Linked DNA regions of Mus musculus: region 2 is linked to region 1. The links are chromatin loops, found by intact Hi-C in ENCODE. Cell type or tissue: left cerebral cortex. All regions are shown on one strand. Each heading gives the region's core, and the rest is flanking DNA. Links, peaks and the distances in the headings are about the cores only.

What was found. Hi-C counts contacts between places; a loop is a spot of excess contacts. Peaks named below come from ENCODE experiments on the same cell type or tissue, not always from the same donor. Only the 100,000 strongest peaks of a DNase experiment are listed, where the experiment ranks them.
Region 2: it touches region 1 in a loop (3-fold over the local background); 9 of 42 quality-filtered maps call a loop at or near these places.

What each region holds. Positions count from the first base shown.
Region 1 is chr5:113,078,026-113,083,374 of GRCm38, reverse strand. Crybb3 (crystallin, beta B3) reads left to right here and starts at 1,791. Exons shown (of 6, transcript NM_021352.3): 1 at 1,791-1,819; 2 at 2,725-2,895; 3 at 3,497-3,615; 4 at 4,860-4,992. The coding sequence starts at 2,821. In left cerebral cortex, for the core only: CTCF peaks have their summits at 3,326 (motif pointing right) and 4,460 (motif pointing right); DNase peaks (open chromatin) are centred at 599, 1,759 and 3,305; H3K4me3 peaks cover 257 bases; H3K27ac peaks cover 547 bases.
Region 2 is chr5:112,452,906-112,458,254 of GRCm38, reverse strand. All of the region lies in intron 9 of Sez6l (seizure related 6 homolog like), which reads left to right. Among named protein-coding and RNA genes, the nearest start is that of Gm6588, 6.2 kb to the right of the region's middle. In left cerebral cortex, for the core only: a CTCF peak has its summit at 3,140 (motif pointing left); DNase peaks (open chromatin) are centred at 655, 3,131, 3,639 and 3,825.

The DNA.
Region 1 (5,349 bases), core at 215-5,214:
CTTCCTCCTCTCTGATGACTTAACTAATTATCCAGCACTGTGGTAAACAGCCTTGGTGGAGATGTTGAGAAGCAGCCCCACCCCCGCCCCTCACAGGACAGCCCCTGATTCCCCGCTCCAAATCCCATTCTACCCTTGCTAAGAGCACGTGGCTCTGAACAGCAGTGGTGCTGATGTTCGGAACTGTGGGTTAGGGAATGGCAGACAGAAAACCTCAGATGTCACAGTGCTCAGGACGATTCAGTGTGGAGAGGGTGCCACGCTGTCTGCAGCACCACCCAGCCAGTGACAACTGGCTCCATCACCCGTGGCAGGAAGTGGCCATTAATGTGATCAGTGGTAGGTGAGGTCCTGGGGGAATGGAATCAAGTGACAGCCATGTGATGTGTGCTGTGCTCACGTGACCTCTCATCGCGACAGCTCAGGCTGTCGTCAACCCTGCAATGGAGGCTACTCTTGAATTCCTGATCCTCCTGCCTCTGGCCCCCGTCAGTGATGATCTGCGGCTGGTTGATTTGTGTGGAGGAACACAGGCCTCCCTCGTGCTAAGCCAGCATACAGCCTCTGAGCTACAGGAAGAAGAAACCCTGTACTGTCACGGAATGTCCCCCACAATCTCATGCGTAGAGCATCTGGCTTCCAGACAGACAGAAGTGCAAGTGCCATTTTTGGAAACTGGAGCTTTTAGGAGCTGGTCTGACTGGAAGAAGCAGCTGGGGTCTGGTCCTCCAGAGCGTCCTGTCCCTGCCCCCTTCCCATGTCCGTCTCCTTGCTTCGGTATCTTGCCTCAAAACAAAGAACTTTGTCTACTACACGCCCCATGTCATGACACTCTCTACAAATATGTGGCAACCAGCAACCTTGGCTTCAGTCGTCTAAAACTGCCAGCCAAAATAAACTGTCCACCCTTGTTTCTGTCAGACATTTTAGCCACAGTGACTTAGTGCTAACCAGTACATTTGTTTATGGGCCTGGGACGATGGCTAAGTGGTCGTGCAAGCACAAGGAGCAGAGTTCAAATCTCCAGCACCCCACGAAAAGCCAGTGGTGAACTGGGCAGTGACGACACACGCTTTTAATCCCAGCACTTGGGAGGCAGAGGCAGGTGGATTTCTGAGTTCAAGGTCAGCCTGGTCTATAGAGTGCGTTCCAGGACAGCCAGGGCTATACAGAGAAACTTTGTGTCAGTGGTTGGGGATGGAGACAGGAAGATTGCTGGGGCTGGCTGTGGATCTAGCTCCGTTTTCAGTGAGGGACCCTGTCTCAAGGGAATACAGCAAAGCAGGGTAAAGCGGGGGCACCAGCCTCTTCTTCTGGCATCTGTGTGCACCCAGGCTCACTCAGCCACATACACGATGCATACTCACACACTGAAACTCAATTCAGTTTGTAGCTCTGACCGTAAGAACTCAGTGATTTGCCTCAGTCGTGGAATCTGTAAAATGGCACCCCAAGGATCCGAAATTGGGATGTAGGCTGACTTGAGGATTTGAGCCTACAGCAAACAGCTTTATGACCCCCAAGTAACTGATGTGGCCTCTTTCAAACACAGTCTCATCATTGACATGTGTAGTCTGGCCAGCATCCCACAAAGCCAGCAAAGGCCATCGGTTCCCAGGAAGTCATCAGACTTGTGCAAGAGGTGACTGGCCTTAGGGGGCCTTCCCGGACACACCATTAGGATGAAATGGCCCGGACAGGATCGGGTGGACAGGATGCTATCTCAGCATCCCGTAATGTGCTGGGCCAACAGAACATGCCCATAAATAGGCCAGCCTTGGAGGCACGCCAGTCTGGAGACAACTGGTCCTGGAAGCAGGTTTGTACTGGACTGGGTGAGGCAGGGGGGAGTGTACTGTTGAGGAAGGTGCAACCTCGGGTCTCTCTGGTGTGCATGGCCCTTGTCTGGCTCACTCGAGGGTAGGGAGGGTGACCTCCAGGAACCAAGCCTGCCAACTAGGCCCAGCCACAGACAGAGCTGGTGAACTGTATTGTCTGCGGGTCTGAGCACGAGGCTGGGTCCCAATTGTTTGTGTGGGCTGAGGACCAAGGAGTGGGCAGCTCTGAGAAAGGGAATACCCGGTCATCCCCATGAAGTGGGCCAAGGCCCATGTCCTAATGATGCAGGTTAGATACAGAGCAGAAGCTGCTGGACCTCACACAAGTGTGTCATGAGGGAGGAGCGGGTCAGTCGGGGACAGGTGTTGTGCAGGACAGTGCATGTGTGTGCACGCCCATACACCCTTGCTGGCGAGCAAATGTCTGCAGACCTGTGTCCTAGGTCTCTGCCTCCTGAGGCTAAGAGAGACTTCCAGGGTCCACTATGCGAGAGCCTAGAACACGGTAAGCACTCAATAGTCAGCTTCACGGTCAGGGATGGTTTCCAAAGACCTGGCCCATTTAATGGCTGCTCAGTCCGTCTGTTTTTCCTGCCTGCTGTGGTCTGCTGTCCACCCTGGCTGTCCTGAGGTCCAGTCCTGGGCACTGAGGCTGCAGAGAGCCCATAGAGATACCCAGCCCTTTACAGGGAGCATTTGGTTGTGTGTGTGGGGTGGGGGGAGAGTGCCATCCAGTTTAAGTCCTTTCTTCCCTGTGTTCTCAGTAAACTGGTCTTTCATTACTGGGCCTCTGGGATTCCCCAGTCCCACTGACTGGCCCAGATGCGTGGCCCAAAGCAGGTGTCCAGGAGGTGTTTGTTGACTGATTATAGATCTTGGCCCTCAGTGCTGTTTGGGTGGGAACCCACCAGTCCCTGATCCTGCTGGCCGCAGCTGGTGACCTGGTTCTCCTCCAGTTTGAGGCAGAAGTATCCCCAGAGAGATGGCGGAGCAGCACGGAGCACCTGAGCAGGCTGCAGCTGGCAAGAGCCATGGAGGCCTTGGGGGCAGCTACAAGGTACCTGGCTGGATCTTGATGGGACCTAGAGCCCAGGGCTGAGGGCTACAACTGACCCAGTGGAGTTCCCGGGCACCAGGCTTCGGGGGATGTGGGCTTCAAGCTCCGCCTTTCCTGTGTGACCTCGCTTGAGTTGCTTGGTGTTTCTGGGTGCTGACAGCTTCATCTTTAAAAACAAAAAAACAAAAAAACAAAAACAAAAACAAAAAAACCGGAAGCGATGCCTGTTGTCCCCGGTCCCAGAATTGTCACGTGATAAAGCGGGTGGCCTGAGCATGGTTGGTGGATGGGGGGAGTGTGACATCGCTCGCTCTGTCCATCCCAAGCCATGCTGAGGCTTCGACGTGGATGGCGTGAAGGAATAGAGTCTGAGGAAATTTTCTGAGGCTGCCCTGCTGATTTTCAGTAGGAACCCGGGGCATTATTGCAGTTGCTCACTGAGGTCACCAGGGGGCGGTGCAGACTGCGTGGTTCACCTCGGCGAGGGGGGATGGGGGCGGGAAGCAGGTCGGGGGTGGTGGAGGGGCTTCCTGCTGTTCCGTGGAAGGACGTGGACTTTGGAGCCCTGCAGAGGCTGAGGTTCTCACCTCTGTCCATCCAGGTGACGGTGTACGAGTTAGAGAACTTCCAGGGCAAGCGATGCGAGCTCTCGGCGGAGTGTCCCAACCTCACCGACAGCCTGTTGGAGAAGGTGGGCTCCATCCAAGTGGAGTCTGGACCGTGAGTACCTGGGCAGCACCCACTGCCCCGGCTTCCTGCATTGTGAGGCCCAATCCAGCCCCAGATTTGCCCCAGGCCCTTGCCTTTCTTTGCCTCAGTTTCTCCATCCATAAGTTCCTGTGGCGTATGACAGGAACAGGAAGGAGGCCAGCTGGTGTCCAGCTCAGAGTTAGCACCAGCTGTGCACAGTTATGTAAATAAGGCCTGAAGAGATGGTTCAGCAGTTGAGAGCACTTCCTGCTCTTGTAGAGGACCTGGGTTCGATTCTCAGCACCCACGTGGCACTCACAACTGTCTGTATCTCCAGTTTCAGAGGATCCCACACCCTCTTTTGATCTCTGCAGGCACCATGCACACATAAAGTGCACAGGCATACATGCAAACAAAACACCATATGGTTAAAAGGGTTTCTTTTAATTATCATTATTAACAGAAACAGGACTTACTGTTAAATAACCGTAGGAATTATGACCCTGCAAAGCTTCACTTGAATTATATCATGAATCCTTGTCCTGCAAGAGCCACGCCCCTTTCTGTCGCTGGCATAGTGGAGGGAACTGAGGCAAGAAAACCTAGGTGTCTGGAACCTGCCCTCCCCTCGAGCAGCAGGCTCTGCGCTGTGCACTGAGCTCTGACCCTCAGACTGAGTCTATGCTCTAGGACTTTGCGTTCTCGGGCATGTCTGCCAGCTGTATCTCCTCATCTGAGGACAAACAGTGCTGTGCCTAGAGGGGAAAAGAGAAGTTTTTTTTTTTTTTTAAGTTTTATTCATTTTTATTTTATGTATGTGAGTGTTTTGTTTGCATGTATGCCTCTGCACTAAGTGCATGCACTACCCGTAGTGGCCAGAAGAGGGCGCTAGATCCCCTAGAACTGGAGTTGAGATGTTCATGAGCTGCCACTCTGTGTGTGCTGAGACTTGAACCCTGGTCCTTTGTAACAACAGCCAATGCTCTTAACCACTGAGCTAGCACTCTAGCCCCTTACCCATCGATCTTTCATGGGGGAATTTTACCAAACCTCCTCCCAAACGTGGTGCACGTGGATTCTCAGCATGTCCTTGATGGGCTCCTGGCGCAGGACACTAGTACCAATGAGTCCCCAGAGCCTCCCTAACAGCAGGCACAGGGGTCTGTACTGGGTTATGGGTAGGGGTAGGGAAGATGTGAGGTTCCTGTTCTTTCTCTTGCATGGGGGTCCCTGCTCAGCCACACCAGGGGTGACCCCGTTCCCTGCCCCCTCAGGTGGCTGGCGTTCGAGCGCAGGGCCTTTCGTGGGGAGCAGTTTGTTCTGGAGAAGGGGGACTACCCTCGCTGGGATGCCTGGTCCAGCAGCCGACGTAGTGACATTCTCCTGTCCCTCCGTCCTTTGCACATTGTAAGTCAGGGCTATTGCTATCCAAGTGTGTGTGTGTGTGTGTGTGTGTGTGCGCGCGCGCGCGCGTGCGTGTGCACACACATGGGTCAGTTTTGCCACTGTGATTCCGCTTGAATTGGGCCTCAGATTCTGACCTCAACAATGGTGTGGGGCAAGAAGAATCTGCCTTTTGAGTGGGAACCAGGGAAAGACACCAGAGTCCTTGCCCTGAACTAGTGGACATGACCCTTGACCCCCTTGTAGTAACCCGGTTAACCAGAGAAGCCTCATAGTTCTGGCTCAGGTCAACACTATTCAAAGAAACACAGAAAATCACGTCACGACAGTCCCCACCCTTCCCTGGCACGTCCCGAAGGG
Region 2 (5,349 bases), core at 177-5,176, 630 kb after region 1:
TGAGAGGGAAACAGTCATAGGAAGGATCAGTCACAGAGGTCATCTCGGGGGTCCTCTGAACTGAAGCTTCAGACAGAAAACTCCATTCTAGAGCACTGTGGGAGCTGAGAAGATGGCTCAGTGGGGCATGCCTCACAAGCCTGAGGACCTGAGTTCAGAGCTCCTGTCCTCATGTAAACGCCAGATGGGCATGGCAGGCAGCCCACCTGCGACCCTAGGACTAGAGAGGGAGAAATGGGATGCCCCAGGCAATCTGACTAGGCAGTGAGAGACTGCTTCAGTATATAAGGTGGAGGAACACACTGGACATCAATCTCTATCTTCTCCATGCACACACATACATGTACATACGTGTACATACGTGTACCTGTGCACACGTGAACATGCATGCACACATACACGTGCACACAGCTGTTGCCATGTTGTGATGAGTCACCAACATACAATTCTGCTTACTAGAACTTCAACCCATGGAAGTTACCGGGCAAACTCACTGAGCTGCCTCAGGGAAGGATTGACTCCCAGGTTCTTGTTGAATCCCACCCAGCTTCAAGCCCCACCCAGTAAGTTGTTGAAGGACTCCCCCGCCCCATTTCTGCTTATCTTAGCCTCTTCTTTTTTGGAAGCCTCCCAAATGTGCGGTTTTGCCTGTATCAAGCCTTCTGCGTCCGTGGGCGCCTAGCTTGGCCAAGGGTAGAGGGAAAAGGGAATCTCTCTCATCTGCCCTGCTGCGCACCAAATACTCAATTAACCTTCAGCTTGGCACCAGATCAGTTTTATGTCTATCTCAAAGCCTGTGCGTGACAGAGAGGCTCAAACCATTAACTCAGAGTCCTTCCCCACAGCCAGGCCAGGGCAGCATCATCTGGTGGAGAATCGAAAAGGATGGGGTCCTCTCTCCTTGTTACCCAGCAGGTGAACTGAATGTTGTCACCCCTGTTTCCCTCCTCAAAGCATTTTGGGGTTGCCCTGTACAAATGTCAGAAGGAGCTCAGGGAAGAAGGAACGTCTAGTCCTGTAGGGCCAGACAGTGATGGCAGGCAGGAGGGGACACTAGGGTGACACCCCAGAGACCTGGGGCTGGGGGAAGTCTCAGCTGGCTGTGGACAAGCTCCTGTGGGTCTCCAGTGTGTGAGCCTTTCCCTCTGACTGGCTCTTTCCTCACAGCTCATACTAGAGAAAGTTATGTTATCAAGGGGGCTGGAGAGGCAGCTCAGTGGGGAAAACGCTTGCTGTACAAGATCTGAGTTCAAGACCGAAGCACTTACATAAAGCCAAGTGTGACACCACACTTCTGTGATCCCATTGTAAGGAGAGAGGCAGAGACAACCACCAGTTATCTGGACTACACTCACAATATTCTGGGCTCCTCCAAAGGTCACTTCTAAGGGTCTGCCCTCTGCAGCACACACAGCTGGTCTTCTAGGCTCCAGCTGGCCCCATTCCATTGCTGCTGTTCTTGGTGGTCCTCCCATGGTATAGACATCTCCAAAAAATGTTGGGTCCCTGCTGCAATTGAGTTGCACCTCCACCAACAGCCTCACCGTGGCTCTCTTCAGAGGCCCCAGTCCTGCCACACAGTGCCAAGCCTCAGCTGTTCTTCAGGACCCCTTCATGCCTTCAAAACCAGGACTACTTGGTGACTCTTACAGTACCACATTCAGTTGCCAGCACAAGGTACAACTTTGGTGGCTCCTGGATCACAGGTTCTGTGGTGCTGACCCTGAGAAAACCCTTCCCAGAAGATTTCACCTCAGCGATGCTTCTTAATGACAGCTGGTTCTTGGTTGATGAGCAGCATCCGTTTTCCCACTGAAGCAAAGGTTTAACTTTACTGTTTCTTGTCTCTTGTTAATCAAGTGCCAGCTAGCCAGGAAGCACAGATTCTTCACACAAAAACACCCAGTAAAGTCTTTGCTTCCCTCTGAAACCTTACAGACCAAGCCTTCATCGTCTACACTGCCCGCAACCGGTCTCGTCTTCCAAGCTCCTGCAGAACAGCTCACTGAGCTCTCAACACTCAGTGGCTTTTCTAGTGCAAGGTTCCAAAGTCCTTCCTCAACTGTTCCTAAAACACATGATCAGGTCTGTCACAGCAGTACCCCATTATCCTGGTGCCAATTTCTGCCTTGGGGTTTCTAGTGCTGGGATAAAATACCAGGATCAAAGAAACTTGTGCAGAAAAAGGTTTATTTGGCTTACGTTTCCATTCATCACTGAAAGAAGTTAGGGACAGGAACTCAAGCAAGGCAGGAACCTGGAGGCAGGAGCTGATGCAAAAGCCATGGAGGGGTGCTGCTTACTGGCTTGCTCCGCATGGCTTACTCAGCCTGCTTTCTTATAGAACCCAGGACCACCAGCCTACGGATGGCCCCATCCACAATGGGCTGGCTCCGCCCACAATGGGCTGACCCCGCCCACAATGGGCGGAGCCCTGCCCTATCAATCACTAATTAAGAAAGTGCCCTACAGGCTTGCCTACAGACCAATTGTGTGGAGGCGTTTTTTTCTCAATTGAGGTTCCTTCCTTTTTGATAACTCTAGATTGTGTCAAGTTGACACAAAACCAGCCAGCACAGGGAATAAGAAATCTCTCCATAGATACCCGGCTAGAGCTCCCCTGTGTGACATGAGGGTAAAGAACCTGACTGCACGGTGTGCGTGTCCTGAGACGTTGTGTGAGGCCAGAATGAAGCATGGCGGGCTCTAGGTACGGCCAGTCGAGGCTTGTGGCTGCCATCTGGGTCTGCAGTGAGAAAGAGCCTAAGTTGAGCAGAGTGACAAGAAGTTTGTGAGGTTTGGAGCTGTTGAAAGGACCGGGCCTTTCAGAAACCACCGGTTCCACACAGGATGACAGGACAGGCACTGGGAGGATACTGGAAGTGCCAAGATCATGGAGCATCTGCCAAGGAAAGGTGCAGACACAGAGAAGAGGCAGACCAAGAGAGGATGCAGGAGCTGCAGGCAGTAGAACTGGAGGAGAGGGGCTACCCAATGTTATTCCATCATGAACCCCAGATGCCTAACATGAAGCAGAAGGGTTTGGGGTTTCCCCAGCTGGGTTTCTGTCTTCCTCTGGTCTGAGATTTTCTTGCCGCGCCTTCTTTCCAGCTATTTGGAGTGATGCATTCACTCTGCCATCGTGTGGCAGAAATACAGAATTTGCCTTTTGACTTTAGCTCACAGCTTGAGGACTATTTAAAGACCCTGGCGACCTTTGGCGTTGGGTTGAGTGCATTTCAAGCAGAGACTTCCGTGGATGCCATATGGGTCTCAGGGATGGAACGCTATGGAGTGGTTGTGAGATGACCTCCGCAGATCTGTGTGTTTGATTATCTAGTTCCCGACTAGGTAAATATTGTGGAGCCTTTAGGAAGTGGAGCCTACCTGGAGAAAGTTAGCCACTGGGGGAAGGGGGTCAGGTTTTGAGATTATTACGGTCAGCCCCACTTCCTGTCCACACTCTATTACTTCCTGAGTGTAGACGCAGTGTGACAGGATGATTCGAGTTTATGCTGCTGTGCTTCCTGGTCAAGACGGACCGTGTCCCTTGAGGCAAAACCACATACCCATACACCCACACACTCACACTCCCTTGAGTAGCTTCTTGTCAGAATGTGATCACAGCCAACTGACACACTGTGGAAGCCCATAGGCAGATTGGGGACCTCATTTAACAAAACAGAAAGTGGTCAAGACCCAACCCTGGACTTCACTGGATCATGGACTAAGCAAGCGGCTACCCTGTGTGGGCTATGAGTTATTATTATTTTACAACCCAGCTCCATTGCCAGCTGATTTTTGAGTGCCTTAAAGCTGCATATATAAATGGGCTTGCCTCTCCACTGAAATTAGCCATTTGACAGATGAATCATTCGTATGCCATGTATATAATTCATATTTAAATAAGTGCATAAGCTTCTGCATTCTACCATATGTCTGCCTGCCTAAATCAGCTTGCACATGCCTCTTGATCAACCCTTCGAGGGCAGAATATCTACGTGAGGGTCTAACACTTGTCTGGAAGGAGTAAAGGGTTGGCTGATCATTTCTTTCTGTGTACACTGTGGGAGGCAAACTCCAGTTGCGTAGTTACAAACCCCATCTCCCCATATCCAGGCTCCAGACCATCTCCTCCCCACCCCACCCCATTTTCCTGTCTTTCAGAGTGCTTCTAAAATACTTCCAAAACGCAACACAGATGGGGGTTACTTGCCAAAAATAAAGGCACCCAGATTAACAGGGTTCACATCGGCTCTGTTAGTTACTCTTAACAGCAACCGATGAAACAAAGTTAATCACCACCAAGGGAGATAAAATAAATGAGCTAAAATAACAATGCAGGATGTTCCCCAGAGAGCAGACAACACTTTCTTAAGGAGGAAGGCCTGACATCTGAGCAGACTACATTGTGTCTGTGACAATGTGGGGACTGGAGATGCCACCATTGCGGGCAGTGAGACCGGTCCCTATGGTGTTGCTTGTAGCTGTTTGATCCCATTTTCTGACACATAGGCCTCCAGGTTATCCCATGCCACATTTCTTGGAGACACAGGCCTGTGGCATTCTCAGAGAATGGTGTAATCTGTGAGTTAAGAGCCTAGGCTCACTGGGCAGTGGTGGCACACACCTTTAATCTCAGCATTTGGAAGCCAGAGGCAGGTTGAGTTCAAGGCTAGCCTGGTCTACAGACCTGGTCTACAGGCTACACAGGGAAACCCTGTCTTGGAAGATAAGGAGAAAGAAAAAAAAAGATGCCAGGCTCAGCACAGGCAGACATACTTGCCTTGAGCCCTAGGTATCCTGTGGCTTGCATAGGTGGCTTCTTCTAATTGACCTCCAGTTTGTCTGTCTGCAAAGTGGAAGCAGTCCTCCAGTGTGGGAAGTGGTGTGAGTGCTTATCCTGTCACAGGAAGCATTGTTTCTCTGAAGCTTGGTGTGGTATCCGGAATGGTTTGCAGCTGTCCAGTAGGGCTGGCTGCTCCGATGAAGGCCCTGAGGACGACTGAGGACAGTGTGAATGCTGAGAGCTCAGGGATGACACACGGACGTGCCTGGGGCCAAATTGGACTAGACTTGAAGATGCGGTGTACACAATGCGCAGGGTTCCTGACGTGCCAGTTAACCAGTAACTTTCAGGGCCAAGAAAAATGGGAGTTCGAGCCCCCAGGGAAGTGTTGAAACACTCTCTGAGAAAGCATGGCTCCTAGAGGCTGCCATAGGACCAGGTGATGGGGGGCCCCTTCCGGTGCTGAAACGGGAAAATTCAGTTAGGGTCCCACCTTAGTTTGGATTATACTATTGCTGTGGCGGTGAAACGCCATGGCCAAAAGCCAGTTTGGGGGCGGG